Regions from separate parts of the Homo sapiens genome. Here region 2 is linked to region 1. A link is a loop called in an ENCODE intact Hi-C map of the cell type or tissue named here. Cell type or tissue: Calu3. All regions are shown on one strand. Links, peaks and the distances in the headings refer to the core of each region. The heading gives the core; the rest is flanking DNA. Region 1 has its middle 16 kb from the start of NFKBIZ. Region 2 holds the start of RDUR (RIG-I dependent antiviral response regulator RNA).

The links. Hi-C counts contacts between places; a loop is a spot of excess contacts. Peaks named below come from ENCODE experiments on the same cell type or tissue, not always from the same donor. Only the 100,000 strongest peaks of a DNase experiment are listed, where the experiment ranks them.
Region 2: it touches region 1 in a loop (5-fold over the local background); 15 of 110 quality-filtered maps call a loop at or near these places.

Annotation. Positions count from the first base shown.
Region 1 is chr3:101,863,269-101,868,655 of GRCh38, reverse strand. No RefSeq gene overlaps it. Among named protein-coding and RNA genes, the nearest start is that of NFKBIZ, 16 kb to the right of the region's middle. In Calu3, for the core only: no CTCF peak of the experiment used is centred there; a DNase peak (open chromatin) is centred at 2,325.
Region 2 is chr3:101,938,391-101,943,777 of GRCh38, reverse strand. RDUR (RIG-I dependent antiviral response regulator RNA) reads right to left here and starts at 2,919. Exons shown (of 4, transcript NR_026934.1): 1 at 2,753-2,919. In Calu3, for the core only: no CTCF peak of the experiment used is centred there; a DNase peak (open chromatin) is centred at 2,997.

The DNA of each region.
Region 1 (5,387 bases), core at 305-5,304:
GTGTGATTAGATGAGTAGTTTCCCTATCTTAAGGTCAGCTGGTTAATAATTACTTTATTTACCTTTGCAAAATCACTTTTGCAATGTAACCTAACAGAATCACAGGAGTAACATCTGAGGCAAAGATAGCCCTAGGACCATCTTAGAATTCTGCCTACGATTCCAATGCTAGATTCTATCCAGCACCACTCACCTTCTTCGTGTCCTCAAAAATACCACTCACCCAGACATTTTAAAGTTGTATTTAAAAAGTAAATGCTGCAGTGGCACACACCTGTAATCTCAGCACTTTGGGAGGCTGAAAAGGGAGCATTGGTTGAGGCCAGGAGTCTGGCCTGGGCAATATAGTGAGACCCCCATCTTTACAACAAGAATAAATTAGCCGGGCATGGTAGTGTGCACCTGTAGTCCCAGCTACTCAGGAGGCTGAGGAGGGAGAATCACTTGACCCCGGGAGGTCAAAGCTGCAGTGAGCTATGATCATGCACTGCACTCCAGCCTGGATGATAGAGTGTGACAAAGAGAGGGGAGGGGAGAGGGAGGGAAGAAGGGGAGGGGGAGGGGGACAGGGGAGCAGAAAGAAAGGAAAGAAAGAGAAGGAAGGAAGGAAGGAGAGAGGAGAGAGAAGGGTTGGAAGAAAGGAAAAAAGGAAGCAAGGAAGAGAAAATTCAGATTCAGAGCTCACTTTCCTGATTGCAATAATTAAGTCTGGAATATGACAGAAAATACCAGATATGAAAGTTAGAGGAATTGTGTTTTAATCCCAGGAGGTCAGGGAAAGGAGCAGTCAGTAAGAGCTGGAAAAAGCTTAATAGAGAAAGTGGCACCCAAGCAGGGCTTTCTAGGATGCACAGAATTTGGGGAGGTGAGGACTTGACAAGAGACAGGAATAAACAGAGCATCAGCTGATACAGTGAAGAGACCCACCTGATAGCCCACTGGGGAAAAATGAGATGAGATTAGACAGGCAGGGTCAAGCTAAGGTCAACATAGCTTTGTAAACCAGGACAAGAGTTTGCATCTGATTCAACAGGCAGCATTGAGCCTTTGAAAAACTTTCTCTGTTTCTTTAACAGTATGCCAAGTAGTGGAAATTTTGGGATTGGTAAGAAAAGCAGGAAGATTGGAGGAAGAATAATTAGAAAGCTATTTACTGGGGACACAAGTTACTTATCTGTTAGCGACTCTTACTGACAATCTATAATGCTTGGAGTGGGCTTTAACTTATTCTAGAACAAAATATGGGGGCAAGAGGAAACAAAAATGGCAAAATGTTTATAATTGATGAAGTTTCATGATAGATGTATGTGTTCAATATACTATTCTGCCTACTTGTATGTGTGTTTGAATGTTTCCGTAATAAAAAGTCAGGTTCCTGTCTATTGTGGTAATCCAAGAATAAAGCCTTGAAAACCTAGATGTGGGTGGTGGCGGAGAAAATAGAAAAAAAAAAAATTAACAGACTTTTTTTAGCTACCCTATTAACTGATTAATAGACATTTTGACCTTGATAACAAATTTGATATAACTTTAGCTGAGGGAAGAAACAAAACTGATTGATTTATATAGATAGGGAAATAGAATAATGTCATAAAAGAAAAACTTGTCAGCTGTCTATAAATCCTGCACTTTAAATGACGTACCTCATTAGCCTGTATGATTAGAATGTGTATAGAAATTAATAACCTGTGTAAATTAAACTTCTGTCTATACATCTTCTTATTACACCACATTGGCAGGATCATGGATGGCTCACTGCAGCCCGGAACACTGGAGGCCCAAACAGTCCTCCCACCTCAGCCTCCAAGTAGCAGACACTACAGGCATGTGCCACCACACCTGGCTAAAAATTTATCTTTAAAAAAATTTTCCAGGAATATTTTGAGTAGAGGCACCATCCAAATGCTTACTTGTTTTCCCAAATGATATATTTTGAATTTTCCTTTGATATATTTTTCAAAATATATATTGGGATATATTCAAATATATCCCAAATGATATATTTTGAATTTCCTGGTGTAAGAAGTTACACCAGACAAAATTGCTATCCTGAAGACGACCAATTCTTCCATATCTGTGAGAGCCTAAAAAGGAGAATTTTTTGAAAATTTTAAAATATTCTGGAAGGAATACTTCTTGGGAGCAAAAAGAAAAGGATACCTTTTTTAAAGACAAAAGAAAAATGATATCTAATGTAAAAAAAAAAACACCTCTGGCACCAATTCAGAAAAGCAGACTCTCACTGGACACACTCCCACTGAGGCAAACACCAAAACTAACCCTAGAGTGCTGGAAGAAAATAGCAGTTCGCCTCCAGACCAGTCGACACCTGGGGCTTCCACGAAGGCCAATCAGGAAGTACCCTACAGTCTTACACAATCACTTGAAATTAAAGTACTACCTGAGAGATGTTTGGCTGCAAATAGGGAGAGCAGGCCATGTGAATTAAGATACCATGAATTGAGTTAATAAAAATAAATAGTAATTTGAAACTTAAACCCCAGATCAATTAAGCTAAGGAATCTAGTGTTGTTTCACAATCTGAAATTTGTCCCGATTGTCAAGCCTACAGGAACTATGCTGATCCAACAGGTAAACACATGCTGGATCCAACTACCAAGTTCCCAGAGCTGCTGAAATCTTTATTTCTGGAGCAAAAGCCAGAATCCTATCACTTAAAAAGATAATATCTAGAGTTAAAACAGTCTATTTCAATTGAGTTTTAGCAAAGTGGAATCAATTGTTATTGTATGAAACTGGATTTGACCCTTGACTTTTAAACATTTGCAGTTTTCAGTGACTAACTCCTCTACTGTTATCATTCCAAGATCAGATGCCGTAAAGCATAGGATTTTAATTTGATTTGGGATCATGTTGCTTCTCACACAGCTCTAGGTAGTGTGATCCAAGGTGAAGAGCAGCAGATTCATTCACATGTGTACCAGGGAGCAAAATGACAAGAGACAATTATAAAAGCTTTGTTGGAAGTTTAGGATACTTAAAGCTCTTTTAATCATTATCATAATTTTTGAGTTACAGCTCAATAAATATTTTTGTTTCTCTTAAAGTTTATCAATGGTAAATGAGTTGCCTGGTCAATGTTTAGTATTATAGCTAATAAATGAAATAGAGATATTTTACCATACATTAGATCAATAATAATATGTAAAAGATACCATAGATTCTGAAGACAGGCTATAGGATTGCTCAGAAAGAAATATTCATAAGTTCTAGAGATCTATTGTACAACATTGTCCCTATTATTGTACACTTTACAATTTCGTAAGAAAATAGAATGTTCTTACCATGATAAAATGATTTTTTAAAAAAGGAAATATTAATCTTACTCATTTTTTAAGAGAAATAATGATAACAGAAATTATTATAAATCCTCTTTCCTGGTGTAGTAAGTTTTAAGTTAAGGCTGCCCAAAGATATGTCCACATCCTAATCCTCAGAACCTGTGAATGTGACCTCATTTGGAAAAAAAGTCTTTGTACAATTTAGAATACTGAGGCCGGGCGTGGTGGCTCATGCCTATAATCCCAGAACTTTGGGAGGCCGAGGCAGACAGATCACTTGAGGTCAGGAGTTCGAGACCGTCATGGCCAAAATGATGAAACCTCGTCTTTACTAAAAATACAAAAATTAGCTGGACATGGTGGAGCACGCTTGTAATCCCAGCAACTTGGGAGGCTGAGGCAGGAGGATTGCTTGAACCTGGGAGGCAGAGGTTGCAGTGAACTGAGATCGTGCCACTGTACTCCAGCCTCGGTGACAGAGTTAGACTCCGTCTCAAAAAAAAAAAAAAAAAAAAAAGGTCAGGTGCCGTGGCTTACACCTGTAATCCCAGCACTTTGGGAGGCCAAAGTGGGCGGATAATCTGAGGCCAGGAGTTCGAGACCAGCCTGACCAACATGGTGAAACCCCGTCCCTATTAAAAATACAAAATTAGCCAGGTGTGTAGCCAGGTGTGGTGGTGCATGCCTGTAATCCCAGCTACTCGGGAGGCTACTTGAATCCAGGAGGTGGAGGTTGTAGTGAGCCAAGATGGCACCATTGCACACTCCCCCTCAAAAATAAATAAATAAATAAAATTGAGATGAGGTCATCCTGGATTACTCAGGTGGCCCCTAAATTCAGTGGTAAGAGTCCTTGTAAGAGATATACAGAGAGGAGGCACAGGGAGGAGAAGGCCATGTGGAGATGGAGCAGACACTGGAGTTATATTGCCACAAGGCAGGGAACACCTGGAGTCACTAGAAGCTGGAATAGAAGGCATGAATTCCACCTAGAGCCTTTGGAGGGCACATGGTTCTGCCAACACCTTGGTTTCAGAATTCTGGCCTCCAGAACTATGACAAAATGAATTTCTCCGAGTTAAGCCACCAAGTTTGTGGTTATTTGTTAGACAGTCCTAGGAAACTAATATACTTGAGAAACTTAAACACCAGAATCACCTTAGAAAAGTGATTTCTGAAAGCAGGAAAAAAAAATAAGGTGACTCATGATTGTATCTTCAAAGCTAGTTTCTATACCATAGGATCCAACGTGCCTGGCACACTGCACATCTTCATCAGTTGCCACTTCATCCCCATACGCATTCCAGAAACCCATTCTGTTACCACCATATGGCTACTGCCCAACCACAGCTACTCTCCAAAGTCTGCATTTCCTAATTAATTTAGACTAAAACTGCATTAGAATCACCACATATAATCTGCCAGAAGCCCTGAAAATCCTGGAGATTCTGATTCAGGAAACCTGGGGTGGGGCCTAAGTATTTGCATGTTTAACAAGCTTCACATAAGATACTAATGTCGACCAAAGACTGAAACTTTGAACCTAGGGCACTCAGCAGCTGCACTATCTCACCCCCAAACCCTCTTGAGCTGACAGGCAAGGGGAATGGTGTGATGGAGAGAGCAGGGACAACAGGCCAGAGGACAAGGAGTACAAAGGAAAAAGCAAGACACATTTTGAGAGGAATCTACAATCAGCTGGGCGTGATGGCTCATGCCTGTAATCCCAGCACTTTGGGAGGCTGAGGTGGGCAGATCAGTTGAGACCAGAAGTTCGAGACCAGCCTGGCCAACATGGTGAAACCCCATCTCTATTAAAAATACAAAAACATTAGCCAGGTGTGGTGGTGCGTGCCTGTAATTTCAGCTACTCAGGAGGCTGAGGCACAAGAATTGCTTGAACCTGGGAGGTGGAGGCCGCAGTGGGCCAAGATCTTGCCACTGACTCCAGCCTGGGCGACAGAGCGAGACTCCGTCTCAAAAAAAACAAACACACACACAAACAAAAACAACCAATCTTACCCCTCCTAGAAATGTGCCACCCATGCAATGTTTCTGGGTCTGCACAGACTCCAAAGGCTTGAA
Region 2 (5,387 bases), core at 314-5,313, 75 kb before region 1:
AATCAGATGTCTTTGTGGTATACCTTCAATTAAAAAGCTCAGAAAGTCCAGTATAGAAAGTATGGACCCAGAATGGGCAGAACTGGAGAGACTCATGACTATTCTTCACCTCTTGGATAAACACCAAAATGGCAACAAGAAGTGAGAGCTAAAAGTTCCAAGTCAGAAAAGCACAAAAAGTAGATACAAGAACCCAAAAAGACATAGTAGTCAGTGCATATTTTGCAAAGGAGCAGATTTTTCTGCATGTCTCAGAGGGTATTAAAGGAGTGTTATCCACCAATATTTCTTTTCTAAAGTAGCTGCAGGTTAGCATCATATCCAGCTACAGTGAGATTAGGGACATCTTAGCATTCTGACTACCATAAAATGTAACTAGACTAAACTAGAAGGTTTTAGTTCCAATTCCCTAATTATAGAAGAGTATCTGATTGATCCAGGCCAATCAAGTTATCACCTCTGCTCCAATCACAGTGGACCACATCATATAGTATAAACATGACTCTTACAGTAAGAAAACCTGAAAACATATCTACGAGAATAGGTTATGGTAATATCACTACCTGGCAGGAAGAGTGCTAGTCTATCAGGTTACATAATCTCTGGGCAATTCCACAGAGACTTTACAGTTGGGTTTCTTTTAATGAGTCTGTCTCATCTGTCTCATTAAGATCAATGGTGTAGTTATTAATAAAAACATGGCCATGGCCACACCTGTAGTCCCTGCTACTCAGGAGAAAGGCAGGATTGTTTAAGCCCAGGAGTTCGAGGCCAGCCTGGGCAACAGAGACAGACCACATCTAAAATAAATAAATAAATAAATAAATAAAATAAAAAAGTTGGGATTTTATCTGTTAATGTAAAAATAAAATACAATTTAAAAAAAAAACAGTGAGTTTTTTTTAAACTTTTGCATGGACACACACCCAATTCCCACAGATCAGTTAAATTATCACTGCAGTTTATGAGACCAGATACTTTTTGTTACAAATACATACTTATGCTTAATTCTCTAAACACAGTGAATTCTTCCATAACACAAAATAAGCCCAAATTCTGAGGTTTTTTTAATGTTGTAAAGTTATACTGCATTTAACTTTTTTATGTGAATAGTTTCAAATTACATTTTCAACTGGGAGCATGGATCAGTGGTTAAAAACAGGAAGTTTGATGAGCAAACTTGAAACCAGTGAAAATACAGAAGATAATGAGGGAAATTCAGAAAAATCTGAAATCGGCGACAGATGTGACAGTTATGGAGCAGTTCCTAAGTTTTCCCACATGAACCTGGTAGTGGAAAGCAAGATTGCAATATCCTGCCAAACATGCCAAACAAGCAGTAAATCAGCAGAAGGCAATCATAGGCTGTTCTCACATGCTGATTGAAAGTGATTTTCTTAGTATTTTGGATATTTAATAAAAGTTTTGTGACTCTCGTTAATCCTGGAATAATAATTGTATGAGACCACGATGCTAGCAGAATTATTTAAAAACCAATCATGCAAATTTTAACAAAGAGCACCAGAATTCAATGAAAAGCCCAGTTTAAGAGGCCAAAAAGAAATTTCTTGAAGTTTTCCTCAAAGATAATTTCTGAATCTTCTTAGAAAGAGAAGCCTATATACTTGTAGAAACTAAAGTGAAATAGAGAAAGGAAAGCTTTAAAGGCATCATTTCAAATAATTCATTTTTAGAGTTCAAAAAGCATCAACAACTGTTTAGGAGAATAAAGTTAACCAGATTTTTTTTATCTTGCATTTAAATTAAAACATCAATATTAATTTAACCTTTTTCTTGGTCTTTGCTTGCTAAACTTATAATGGTGTATTTGATGATAAAATGATGAGTAAACAAATTTTCCCTGAGTTATGGGTATATATTCAATCTCAGACACACAAAGCTGTTGGAGGGATGACGATCACAGCCCAAGCCCTCACAAAACCTGAATGCCAAGCAACTTAAGCAGAATTCACCAAAACCACACCATCTCAGAGATTGCCTTCTGATTTTCAAAGTGTGTCTAATGGAGCAGTAAATGCTCTATGTTATGCTTAAAAATGTGTTTTGAATACTATTCTTTTTAGACAAGTTTATAATGAAATGAAACTTTGTCAACCATATAGATGTGTGCTGTCTTAACCAGAAGAAACGACTGGTCAGGGTTAAACTGCTATTTTTCATCTTAAAGAACTTTTTTAATCGGACTTAATTTGGCTACTCAAAGGCCTTCTTGGATGATATCCAAGTTCTTACTTATGATTTAAGTTTGTGAAATAAGTGGCTTATGTAAGGGTAAGATATGACTACAAACCGTCCAAGATTTGTGTTAGTTCGACTTAACAATGGTGTGAAAGCAACATGCGTTCAGTAGAAACCATACTTCAATGATTGCATACCTATGCAATCATTCTGTTTTTCACTTTCAGTGCAGTAGTCAATAAAGTACATGTAATATTCAATACTTTATTATAAAATAGGCTTTGTGTTAGATTATTTTGCCCAACTGTAGGCTAATGTAAGTGTTCAGAGCATGAGTAAGGTAGGCCAGGCTAATCGATAATGTTCAGTCAGTTAGGTGTATTAAATGCATTTTGAACTCATGGTATTTCAAGTTTGCTATGGGTTTATCGGGACTTAACTCCTTCATAAGTTGAGGCACATCTGTATTATTAAATCCTAGTCAAGCCAAGCCAACACCATCAGTCCCAGCAACACTGAGTGACCTGCCCCAGGCATTTTCTGAGGTGCTTACCTTACTCTTATATCCCACCTTGAAAGAATCAGACTCTGAGAAGTCTTGTCACAAACCTGTGGTCCATCAATTAACAAGCTTTTATTGAGCACCATTCTGTACTCAGCACTTACATTCACGAAACCTTAAACTCCTCTGTGTACTTAGTCTGTTTTATCTCTGCTTCTGTCAGAATGAGTGCCGTTACATGAGGGATCCCAGGATCCCACCAGCTTGCCTGACATATCGGGTTTCAGGGCGCCGCTGTGATGACTTACAGCCCAGTCTTTTCAGTACATTGTCATTTCCTCTCTTTACCACATCTCATTCTTTCCAGGGCATTTCCTCTATTTTCAAATACAGGGCAGTTTGCCAACATATCTTCTGTTTTGGAATAGTAATCATTACACTATGCCGAGAATTTAAAAAGCATTAGAATGGAGACTGCTTTTAAATCCCCCTCACTCTGTCAGCATAATCCTAGGTATTGCTGCTTCTCTTGGGACACGTACTTATTTCTATTTCTTACTTTTCTGACCGAATTCCAATAATTACCTCATAACCCAAGGAAGCTGCCCTTTTTTCTTATTATTCCTCTTATCTTTTCTCTTTCTCTTCTCATAAACAGTGGTTCTGTTGTCTATAAGACTTTCACTTTCAAGCATAGGTCTGTATATCAAAGTTAAACTATTTTAATTGAACCAAAAGGTTTTCAGGGCCTGCAAGACTAGCTACTTAAAAATATAGATATATTAATTAGACACAGGCTCAAAACCTTATTGTATCATGAAGGGAGGAATGGGTAAGTGTGAACAAGTAAATAAATAACCACTAAAATGAGAACTAAGGTGAACATGAGAGGTGCAAAGTCTTTTGGGGGCCAAAGCAGAGAGAAATCCCATATGTTTAAAGAATCAGGGAAAGCATCATGGTAGAAATAGATTTCAAAGATTGAGACTGCATCGTTGTCAATCCTAGACCCAGGAGGAAAGTTAATAGAATAGAAAAGTAAGGACATGTTGAAGGAACAGTGAATGGTACCACTTGGCCAAAATAGACCTCACATGTAAGAAAGTCATGGCACATATGTCTCTAAGATAACTTGGTCCACATGTTTTCCTACTTCATTTTCTTGGAAATGATGAATAAGTGAAGTCTTCTGAGCAGAAGGGTGTCCTAATCAGAGCACACATGAGGAAGAAAAACCAACCAGCAGTGAATGCGGTGAATCCAAATGTCTGAAGCAGGAGCAAGAGCCATGTCGGGAGCCGCAACAATTGTCCAGACAAGAAGCAACACAGTCCTGAACTGAGCAGGCCACAACGGAAGGAAGAAAGGAGAAAAAAAACGTGGAATGAGCATCTGCATTTCAGGAACTGCATGAGGTCCTTGATGCATATTATTCCATTTAATGGAAAAGAAAAGTGAGTATGAGAGGCATAACCACGATTAGGGAAAAGAATGAGATCAGTATTTATTTAGGACTCCACATAAAATGTGCAGCTCTCATCCAATCCTCTCAATTGGCTAGGTAGGGAATGTTATATTCCCTGCTTTATACATAAGGATATCAAGACTCTGGTGAGCTTAACTAACTGGCTCAAGACCAAAAGGGTAGTAAGTAGCAAAACCATGATCTGAACTCAGACTTATCTGACAGCAAAATAGATGCTCTTCCCACCCTGTGTACCACAAAGCCTATAGAATCTTCCTTACTCCATAATTTAGTAGGCACAGGGTGTGAGAAGTAAGGACGAATAAAAAATTACTTGTGAGTTGTGAAAGATGATTCATTAATAGTGGTGTCATTTATAAAAACAAAATAGAGACAATCAGTTGGAGTTTGGAGTTTGATGAACATAAGTTAATGGGCTTCATTTTAGATACACTGAGTTTAAAATCCTGGCTGGTTACCTAAGTAAGAAAGTCTTAACAGCAATTGGAAATTGCTAGATTTTAGAATCATCAGGAGAAAGATTTTGAGATGAAGGGAAAAAAGATTGAAGAAATTCATGTGTAAAGCAATGTGAGTAGATAAGAAGTCACATGAGGCAAAGAATGTGGAGAAGATTTTATTTTATTTATGGAGCAGTAGAAAGAAAAAGCAGCTAGTGAAGGAGGTGGAAGAGAAGTTTCCAGAAAGATAAAAGAACCAGCAGGCTATGGTATCACAGAGGCTATAGAAGGAGAACATTCAACAAACTGAAATTTCTGCAGAGACAACAGGGAGAATGAGGACTGAGACAAGTCCATTAGATTTGTTGGATATGAAACTAAACTCTCAGTGATTTTCCAGAAGGTGGTTTCATAGAGGGGTAAAGGTAGAAACCATATTACAAGGGGTTAAGAAGTGAATGTATAAGCAGGAAGTGAAAGCAGAATTTGTATTCTTTTAGAAGAAGTGTGGTAATAAACGGAAGAAAGATAAGGCAGTAACCTGCTACAGCAGCAGGGTCAGAGGGGGGTTATTTTAGGATACAGAGGGCTGGCCATATTTGTGGCAGAGGAGGAGAGATTGGAGATTGAAGATGGAAGAAAGATAGGGCTTAAAGGATGGAGCAAAACTGAGAGGAGGTGAGCAGTAATAGAATTAAGAGCAGTGTTCTTGGCAAGGAAAAAAGCAAGTTACCTTGTGCTGAGGTAGAAAAAAGGAAAA